2 separate regions of the Homo sapiens genome follow, and region 1 is linked to region 2. A link is a contact called in ENCODE POLR2A ChIA-PET data. All regions are on one chromosome and are shown on one strand. Each heading gives the region's core, a stretch centred on a gene start or an enhancer-like site at or near the end of the contact. The rest is flanking DNA. Distances are from core to core; before and after follow the strand shown.

Region 1 (4,304 bases), core at 1,089-3,588, 880 kb after region 2:
CCCCCTTGAGCTGCTGCCATGCGGTTGCCCAGTGGATCTCATGCCCCAGCTCCCAGAGGGCAGGAGTTATCTGTCTCCCCAGCACACATGCAGACCAAGATGATGGCAGGAAAGCGCCATGGTTGGTGCATAGGCGCTGGGGTCATAATATGAGGGTCTGATTCCGGCTCCATCACTGACTAACCGTGTGACCTTGGGCAGTCACTTAACCTCTCGGTGCTTCAATGACATCATTTCTGAAATGTGGGTAATAATATTCTGTCCTTCACAGGATAGTGGGATTCAATAAAGTGACACTTATGAAGTGTTTGCAGGGTCCCAGAACATTTTAAGGATCAGTAAAGTGAGCTCCCATCAGTCATCATCAGGCAGGTATCTATGAAATGAGCACCGTCTTCCAAATGGGGCCCTCCCAGTTCTTTGAAGGGTCCTTGCATTTTTGCCCGGATTGTTCCCTCTTTGTCTTCCTCCTGCTCTAGCATCCCGCTGCACCCCCGCCTGACATCTCCTGAGACTCCAGGAAGCCAGCCTGCCCTAGCCTTGCATTCTTGCCTAATCCACCCCATTGCCATGGAATGCCTTCAGGCTATGGCCAGGAGTTCTTCCCATGTCCCCCACAGCTCTGCACAGGTTCATGGACCACAGTGGATGCCTAATAAGAATTTGTTGGGTTGAACCGATATTCACCAAGCAAAGTCACCTCCAAGAACAATGCAGCAATGACCAGCCAGGCCTCTGGGCCCATCCACAGCCCATTGAGGACATTTCTGAGACCAGTCCTGAGCTACTCTGTGCAGGAGAACAGCACGTGCCCACTCTGGCCTCTTCGGTGGCGGGGGATTGGGGATAGGTGGGGGTGGCACTGGGGCTCAGCAGCCACACTGGAAGGTTTTTCAGGGGGTTTATCTCCCTCTTCTCTGAGCTGTCGTGCCTGTTTTGTTTGCCTCGGTCCCTTCCCCACCCCCACAGTTCTCTGTTAAATTGTGTTATTATATTTAAACAAATCAATTCCATTGCAGAGTTTTTCCTGTCCTAATGATGAGTTTGCAGCACAAATGCCATTGATTTCTCACAGCCCTGAAAACCAGTTGATGAATAGCACCAGGCTTGTCTTTGGAGAGGCACTTAGAGCAGCTCTGCATGGCCCCCTCTGCTTCTCCCCTGTGCTGTCCCCCTCATTCAGGACCCCACCTCCACCCCACACTCTGCTGCCCCCTGAGTTGGGGCTGAAGTCATGTGATAAAGGGAGACCCTCTGTGCTGGCCAGGGCTGGAATGTCATCGCAAGGGCCCGGCCCCTGTTCTGGTGGAACAATCATAGTGGAGATTTGTATTGATTTTGGCCAAAGGCACAACTTACAGAGCAGAGAAGTGGTGCGGTGTGATCTTTGTCTTCCCTTACAAGTTCAGAGCGCGTTCCTGAGAGTGATGGCAGATAGCAGCTCAGACACCATTTCTAGACCTTGCCAGGGCTGCTGAAAGACCTTTGAGCACTGCTGTTTTAAAGGGAGGCTCCAGAGGTTTGAGAGCTGTCTGCACTGGGGAGTGTAAAACTTCCCTTTGTGAAATCCTTCAGAACCTGCAGTGTTCAAAGTCACGGTTAAACCACTACCCTGGGCTTTGACTTTCAGATCACTGCCACGTGCACGAGCTTCTCTGAGCTTTCTAATGACCCCGGGGCTTGGGTGGGCAGGTAATATTGTTCCCCTTTAGAGGCCGGCAGACTGAGTCAGGGTAGTCACTGGAGAGAGGGAAGGGCTGCTTGTCCACTCCAAGTCCTGAGTGCAGCAGTGGCTCCCATGTCTCCTCCTACAAGGGTAATACATGGCAGGGGAGCTACTCTGATCACCAGCCTTTTCGGCCGGGCTTTCTGTCTGTCTGAGCCCAGGTCCTCGTGCAGGTGTCTCCACTCAGCTGCTGCCTGCAGCATACCACACAAGCCTGTGTATTGGGCTGGAGTGAGGCAGCAGGGAGCAGCGAGGACTGTGGCATTCTGGAGAGTGCCTGCCCCACCTAAATTCCTAAAAGTTTGGACAACCCATGCCCGTAAAAGTATACTACATGGGATGAGACTGGGGGCCAAATTTGCTGCCTCTCCCCTATTCTAATTCAAGCCTTTGTTTTGGAGACTAGAATGTGTGGCCCAGAATTGGAAATGGCTCTTCAAGGTCACAGCACAAAGCAGTGGTGAGCTGGGGTTTGGGTCTGGGAGAAGGCGATGAGGCCCCACAGCCAGTGTTCTCTCCCCTCCCTCAGGCTTGGCGAGGCAGTGGGGTGGGGGCAGGGCCAGGGACTGTGTTCTAGGGAAGATGGGCCCCTCACCCCTGAGTTCAGGGGTAGCTCAGCAGGCCCCACTTCCCTTTTTTCTCCCTTCCTCCTTCCCTCCCATGCAGACAGACCTCCTGTCCCTGTAATCAGGTTAGCCTCCTGCTCCGATGAGCTGGACCAGCTGCCTCTTAATGACCTGTCGACCTGGCCCCCTCGCAGGCTCTGGGGTGGGGGAGGGGAAGCTAAGAAAAGAACGGTCGGTGGAAAGAGGCTGTCCACTCCCTTGATTCAGACCTTTCCACAGCTTCTAGGATCAAGTCCAAACCCTTAGAATAGCATCCAAGACCCTGCTTGCTTCTCCAGCACCCACCCCCTAGTACACTCTTTTCCTGCAGTCACATGATGCTGTTTCCTACCTCCCTGCCTTTTCACATGCAGGTCCTTTGGCTACTTCCCACCTTCTCAGAAAACTCCTGTGCATCCTTCAAAACCCAATTTGTGCCTCTTCCTCAGGACTGCTTCCTCTGGGTTCCTGCCTCTGTACTCTCACAGCATTGGGTGCTCTGCTGGTCTGGAACTTATTCCCACTGTGTTGGCCTCCATTATTCCTGGATCTGGTTTCTCCGGAGTTCCGGGAGGAAAGGAAGAATATTCCCTTCCCTCTGCACCTCAGGGGTACAGCACAGAGAAGTGCTCAGTGAAAGTATAGGGCCAGCAAAGAAGAGAGAAGTAGGGACCAGGGAAGAGAAAGAGACAGACAAGAGTATAAAAACAGCTGCTCCCAGCCCCTCATACTGCCCTAGCCTGCTTCCTGCCAGGGAGGCCATTCCTAGCGACGCATGCCTGGCCTGAAATAGACACATGGGGACCTTGGTAGTGCATTTTCATAGCTCAACACTAAGCACCCCCCTCCCCCTTATTCCTTGGGCACTGAAGCTCCCTCTCCTCCCAGGGCCTTGCCTCTGCAGCCAAGACCCCTCCTCCAGCAGTGCCCAGACCTCACCCCTCTGTTTCTGTTAACTTTGTTTTATAAATAAATCATATAAATAGGCTCCTCTGATTCCTCGGAGCATGCAGTGTTTAAGGACTGGGGCATTGCCGCAGGCATAATTGTACTACCGAATCCATCAGCTGCCTAATTACCATTCATTTTGCATTTATTTCTGCTAATTAAAAAGAGAGAAACTCCTAACAACTTTTACATAAATACTATATTTGTTCTATGTAAAGATGGATGCTAATTTGCTGGTGATTAGCTGATTATCGGATTTTATAGCTGTCACACAGGATGGCCCTCTCTCCCATTTGTACCCCGGACACCACTTGAGGCCCCTGATCAGATATGGGAGGAAGGGGTCAAGGGAGGCCCACCTGGGGGGTTCGAGGGCCTGTCTGAAGCCCGGGGTCACCAGGAGCACCAGATGCCACTGGGGCTCAGGGCGGGGTAGGGGGAAGGTGCTGCAGTCTGATTGGTGGAGCTGGGAGGAACCTGTGGCTCACTCACCGCTTCTGTATAGATGGAGAAACTGAGGCCCAGAGAGGCCTAGCACTTCCCAGCAAAACAGTGACCAGGGACAGAGTCAGACTGCTATTCTAGACTGGACTCCAGTGCCCATCCCACTGTTGTATGCTGTTGTCAGGAGGAATTTGCAGGGAGGTGGCTTTATCTGCTGCTGGAGAACTATGAGGACCAGACTCCAACTCATGCAGAGGAAAGGAGCACTTAGCCCATGGCCCAAACTGAACCCTCTGTGTACCCTTCTGAAAACCTCCACCTCCTTCTACTTCCCTGGGCAGCCCTGGGCTTTGCCCCACGGCACCCTGACTGCACTTAGCTAGGCTTTCTCCCAACCTGGATTGAGACTTCCCCAGGACTGGCCTTGCACCCTGTGGGCTATCCGGACACATGTGAGGGTGTCAAATTTTAACACTATGTATGTATGTTCATGTAACTAAGGAAAAAAATATAATTAATACATCAAACCCATGATTTCACAGATCATAGTGCTTTTGATGAGGCTAAGTAAAAAAAAAAGT
Region 2 (4,388 bases), core at 592-3,091:
ATACAAAAAAAAATTAGCTGGGCATGGTGGTGGGCACCTGTAGTCCCAGCTACTTGAGAGGCTGAGGCAGGAGAATGGTGTGAACCTGGAGTGTGCAGTGAGCCGAGATCGCGCCACTGCACTCCAGCTTGGACGACAGAGCGAGACTGTCTCAAAAAAAAAAATCATGTGGTGTGAGGTAGGGATAGAATTTAAATTTGCTCCCTAGTAGGTTGGTCAGTTATCCTCAAGCCATAATTCACTGAATAGTCCATATTTTCCCATAATGACATGAAATTCTATCTTAAAAGTATATTAAAGTTTAAATATATTATGTATTGAATCTGCCTCATTGTTCCGTCTGCTAATTTTTTTTTGCTAGTACCACACTGTTTTAATTATTGCAGATTTAGAATGCATTTTAAAATTTGCAGAACAAATATCCCTTTAGTGATGTTCTTTTTTCAGAAATTTATTAGTGAGCAGTAGAAGTTTATTTTTCTAGAGGATCTTTTGAATTATTATTGTAATTTTTATTCTTCTTTTTTTTTTTTTTTTTTTTTTTTTACCTTCCCAGGGGGAAAGGGCCTGAGCTTGTACATTCTTCAGCCAAGTAGCAAACCTCTCTTTCACAGATGGTCAGAATACATAAAATCATATGATATAAAGACACAGATGGTGTGTTCCCACTCACTATGCTGCCCGCCTTTTAATTTTACTCTCACTGCTGTCCTGTGACTTTAGGAAAGGGCGGTTATTGTGTACAGCACAAGTACAAGGCTTAGAAAATATTTTTTTTCCCCCAAAGGCACACAAATAAATATTAGACATAGAACTGAAATGCCTTTTTGTGTTCATAAGACTTCTTAGAAAGAATGACAGTCTAGGAATTAAAGTCTGTGCTTCTAATGGGAAATCCTTGGTCCTGATGTGTTTACATTGAAGCAACTATTTTAACTGAGTCTTATGAAAGACCTTCTTAGGAGTGACAGGTATGAGCTATTGCAACAAAACATAGTGTACAATCTTATGTGAGGGTCTTTAAATAGAGAGCCGGTTATAAAGACTGTGTCCCTGATGTGTGGGGCTGGTCCTCCTCCCCAGCAGACCTCACCTCCCTGCCCTTTCAGCATCCCCTCCTTGGCCCCAGCTGATGGCTGATGCTCCCATTGGTCTCTGTGGTGCTACCTGCCACTGGCCTGCCAAGACCTCAGACCCTCGCTGTCTCCTTGTCCCATTTCCCCTGAGGCTTGTGGCTGGTTCTGTGGTTATGACTGAGTTGGCCCTTCTGACATCCTGATCCAGACACTTCCCAACCTAGGCTGTCTCAGCTCTCCAAAAGCACCCTGAAAATAAAAATGGAAAGGAGTTTGGCTCCTTGGGTGAGGTTGTTCCTGCTCTCCCTAAGACACTGTTCTTTTCTGTAAATTTCACCTATCTGAAAGAAACAGAATGCTTCTTGTTTCTTGGTGGGGAAAAGTAACCATAATGGAATGCCGCCTTCATGCTAGGCATTTTACAGGTCACCCCATTTAATCTTCACAATTCTATAGGAAGGGATGCTTGTCTCTGCTTTAGAGAGGAGGAAACTGAGGCCAGAGGGTTTATGGAACATGTGCAATGTCATGTGGAATGTTAATAGTGAAGCCAGGGCCAAAACCGAGGTCTGCCTGAGTCCAAGTCCAATTCCACAAACATGATGTTAACATACTCCTCGGTGCCAGGCACTGTGTTTTAGGGGCATAGCTGCCTCCCTATTGTCAAGGATTTTGAGCAGATCAGATTTGAGGACCTTTTTTCGATAGGTCTATATTTTTCTTACAGCCACTCCCCATTTTAAGCGCATCGTGAGTAGGCTTTTGGAGTCTGATCTATCGAGCTGGGTATGTTTGGAAAGCTACAGAGCAGTAGCCATAGAAAGACTGCGTGAGACAGAGTCCTAGCCTATCTGTCCGGCCAGTCGAACCTCATGTGTTCGCTGCTTTCATTTTCCCTTGGCTGAGGAAACGATGGTTTGGTTTTGCAAAGGAATGCTGGGGACTTCTGCCAGCTTGCTAACGGCCTTGCCCCATTCAGATGCATCGAACTCACAGAACATCGCTCCCCAGCTGCTGGCTCGCGGTTCTGAGAGTGCCTGAATAGAAAACCACTCATTTCCCTTCGCAAAAGAGGCGCCCAAAGCAGATATTTCAATATATTCCAATTTAGCCGAGGGAAGCCAGAACATGGATGTTGTTGCCAAGGAAACCACCTCCTTCCTCCTGTGTGCTGTGCATACGTGTATCACTTCATCTCTCTGCTCTCCAAGGTAATATCATAGCTCCGTGCTTGGGGAAGGGTTTTTAAAAAGGCATATAAAACCTCTTAGCATCAAGAAGATTCATTAAATGATCTCATTCCAGAGAAGCTTAAATTATTCTTTTTAGATCCTTTTATGCTGAGGATGGGGAAATGGCTGAGTCAGTGCTATCTCTCGCAGCCCAGCTTGGTGTCTTCGTGGAGACAGTTTTTCAGAAATAAACAAATCAGAGTTCGCAAGCTTAGACAGGGCGAGTGTGTGTGTAATAAGAACGAGGCCGTCATGTAGCTGTAATGTCACGGTCTAATCCCTCCTAGAGGATCTGCCAAGACCACCTTGATCTGAGGGCCTCCTGGGTGTGAGGCCACATTGCACAGGGCAGGCTTCAAAGTGGAGACAAGAGAGGGTCGGTGTTGCAAGGCCACCTGTCAAAAGATTCCTTGTTCGGGAACTGCGTGGGGATTTCTGCTGCCCAATCTGTTCTCAGACCCACTCCTGGGCTGTTTTTGTCCTGCCTTGGTGTCTGGTCTTGGGTCCACCTCTCTCTCCTGGACGCTGCCATCACCCCCTTCATTCCCACCTACCCTATTCTGTATGTTAAAGTCAGCACAATCGCCCTCATGCCTTACAACCCAAGAGACAAACTGGAGGGTGCACTTGGTAGTCATCTGAGAGCTCAGTGGGTGGCCCCGACTTTCACACCTTCTTCCTCTCAGCCCCTCCTGGTTTTTAGGGCTCAGATTCCCCCTTGCCCACTGCATATGCAGATTAAATTTGGCTTCTCTCTTTCAATTAGTGGCACTAGCCAAGAATATTGGTTTATATTAGTCATTCCCAGCTGGGGGGCAATTTTGCCCCCCAGGGGACATTTTTGGTTCTTATTTCGAGGAGGGAGTCCTGCTGGCATCTAACGTGCAGAGGCCAAGGACTCTGCTGAAACAACTTACAGTGCACAGTCCAGGCCTCTAAAAACAGAATTATCCAGCCCCAGGTGCCAATAGTGCTGTGGTTGAGAAACCCTGGCTTATACTTATTCTCTTTGCTCGTTGATGTAATAAATATTTATTGAGTACCTACTATACACCAGGCTCTAAGCCAGCAGCTGGGGATGTGAACTGAACAAGACAGACATAGCTTCACTCACTTTCTCACATAGAGCCAATTGGGAGACGTTAAACAAATAATTACAATGATACAAATAAATTATTATTACAGCTTGAATCTAGATCTGACGTGGATATCCTGCCACAGTTCCGAAGTCTACCTAGTGCCCCAGCCGAACCTGCCCTGGCTCCTAGGTGGGGTATGGACATCTGTGACATCCCTCCCCAACACCCCACCAAGCTGGGCTGCAAGACGGGTTATGGTGGCCCCATGACTTCCTTCCTTGGTAAGCCACAGGACTTCCTTGTTAACTGCTTTGCTGTTGGTCATTGCAGAGAAATAGGGAACAATAAAAACAACCTGAGGTGTGGCAAAGGCTCTAGGACTGCATCATCTGCTGAAGCTCCAGTCCCTGCGCTGCATCTCCTGAGTGGCATCTGTGATGGCAAACAAAGGCTCCTTGGGCTTCACGCTCTGCTTTCTTTCTAAGTGGTACTTACCACCCGCTGCATCCCAGCCTTCTTCTGACCAGCTTCCTCTTCTGATAGGCTTATTTCCATGAAGTTTTTCAGAGTTAGAAGCATGAACTTTAGAACCAGATGATCCCGGTTGGAATCCATCTCTGGCACTTGCTATATGACCTTGGATAAGTTACTTAACCTTTCTGTGTCTCAGTTTCTTTTTCTATAAAATGGGCATAATAAAATCTATCTAGCATAGTTATTGTAAGGATTAAGTAAGTTATTATATGCAGAGCTCTTGGTTCACAGTTAGTGCCATTTAAGCCTTTCTGTCATTCTTACTGTTACCATTTTCCTGGCATGTCAGTCTGATGATGCAGACGAGGCAGGAACTTTCGTCTCTGCCTCTCGTGGACTGCCCAATCAGCTCCACGGAACTCAGCCATGCCTGCAGTGCTGCAGGCCTCGCTTTGGACTGCTGGAGGCTGAGAAGTCAATGGATGTTGCTTGGGCATTTTGGGGGGTTTCCTTATGCAGGAGGAAGA

The links. ChIA-PET counts read pairs that join two places held with the same protein, here RNA polymerase II (POLR2A).
Region 1: POLR2A ChIA-PET joins it to region 2 with 12 read pairs in activated CD8-positive, alpha-beta memory T cell. The contact joins the enhancer-like site here to the promoter of LINC00856 in region 2. POLR2A ChIA-PET finds 5 or more read pairs at or near these places in 2 of 52 experiments (WTC11 and activated CD8-positive, alpha-beta memory T cell).

What each region holds. Positions count from the first base shown.
Region 1 is chr10:79,130,498-79,134,801 of GRCh38, forward strand. The region is part of intron 2 of ZMIZ1 (zinc finger MIZ-type containing 1); the gene reads left to right. Among named protein-coding and RNA genes, the nearest start is that of ZMIZ1, 64 kb to the left of the region's middle. RefSeq lists a cis regulatory region at 2,109-2,609 and a silencer at 2,275-2,569. Within about 2 kb of position 2,339, at least 2 of the 41 ENCODE cell types and tissues checked have a DNase peak (open chromatin) inside an H3K27ac peak, as active enhancers do.
Region 2 is chr10:78,246,784-78,251,171 of GRCh38, forward strand. It overlaps LINC00856 (long intergenic non-protein coding RNA 856), which reads left to right and starts at 1,842. Exons shown (of 2, transcript NR_038985.1): 1 at 1,842-2,287; 2 at 3,494-4,388. RefSeq lists an enhancer at 3,626-3,695.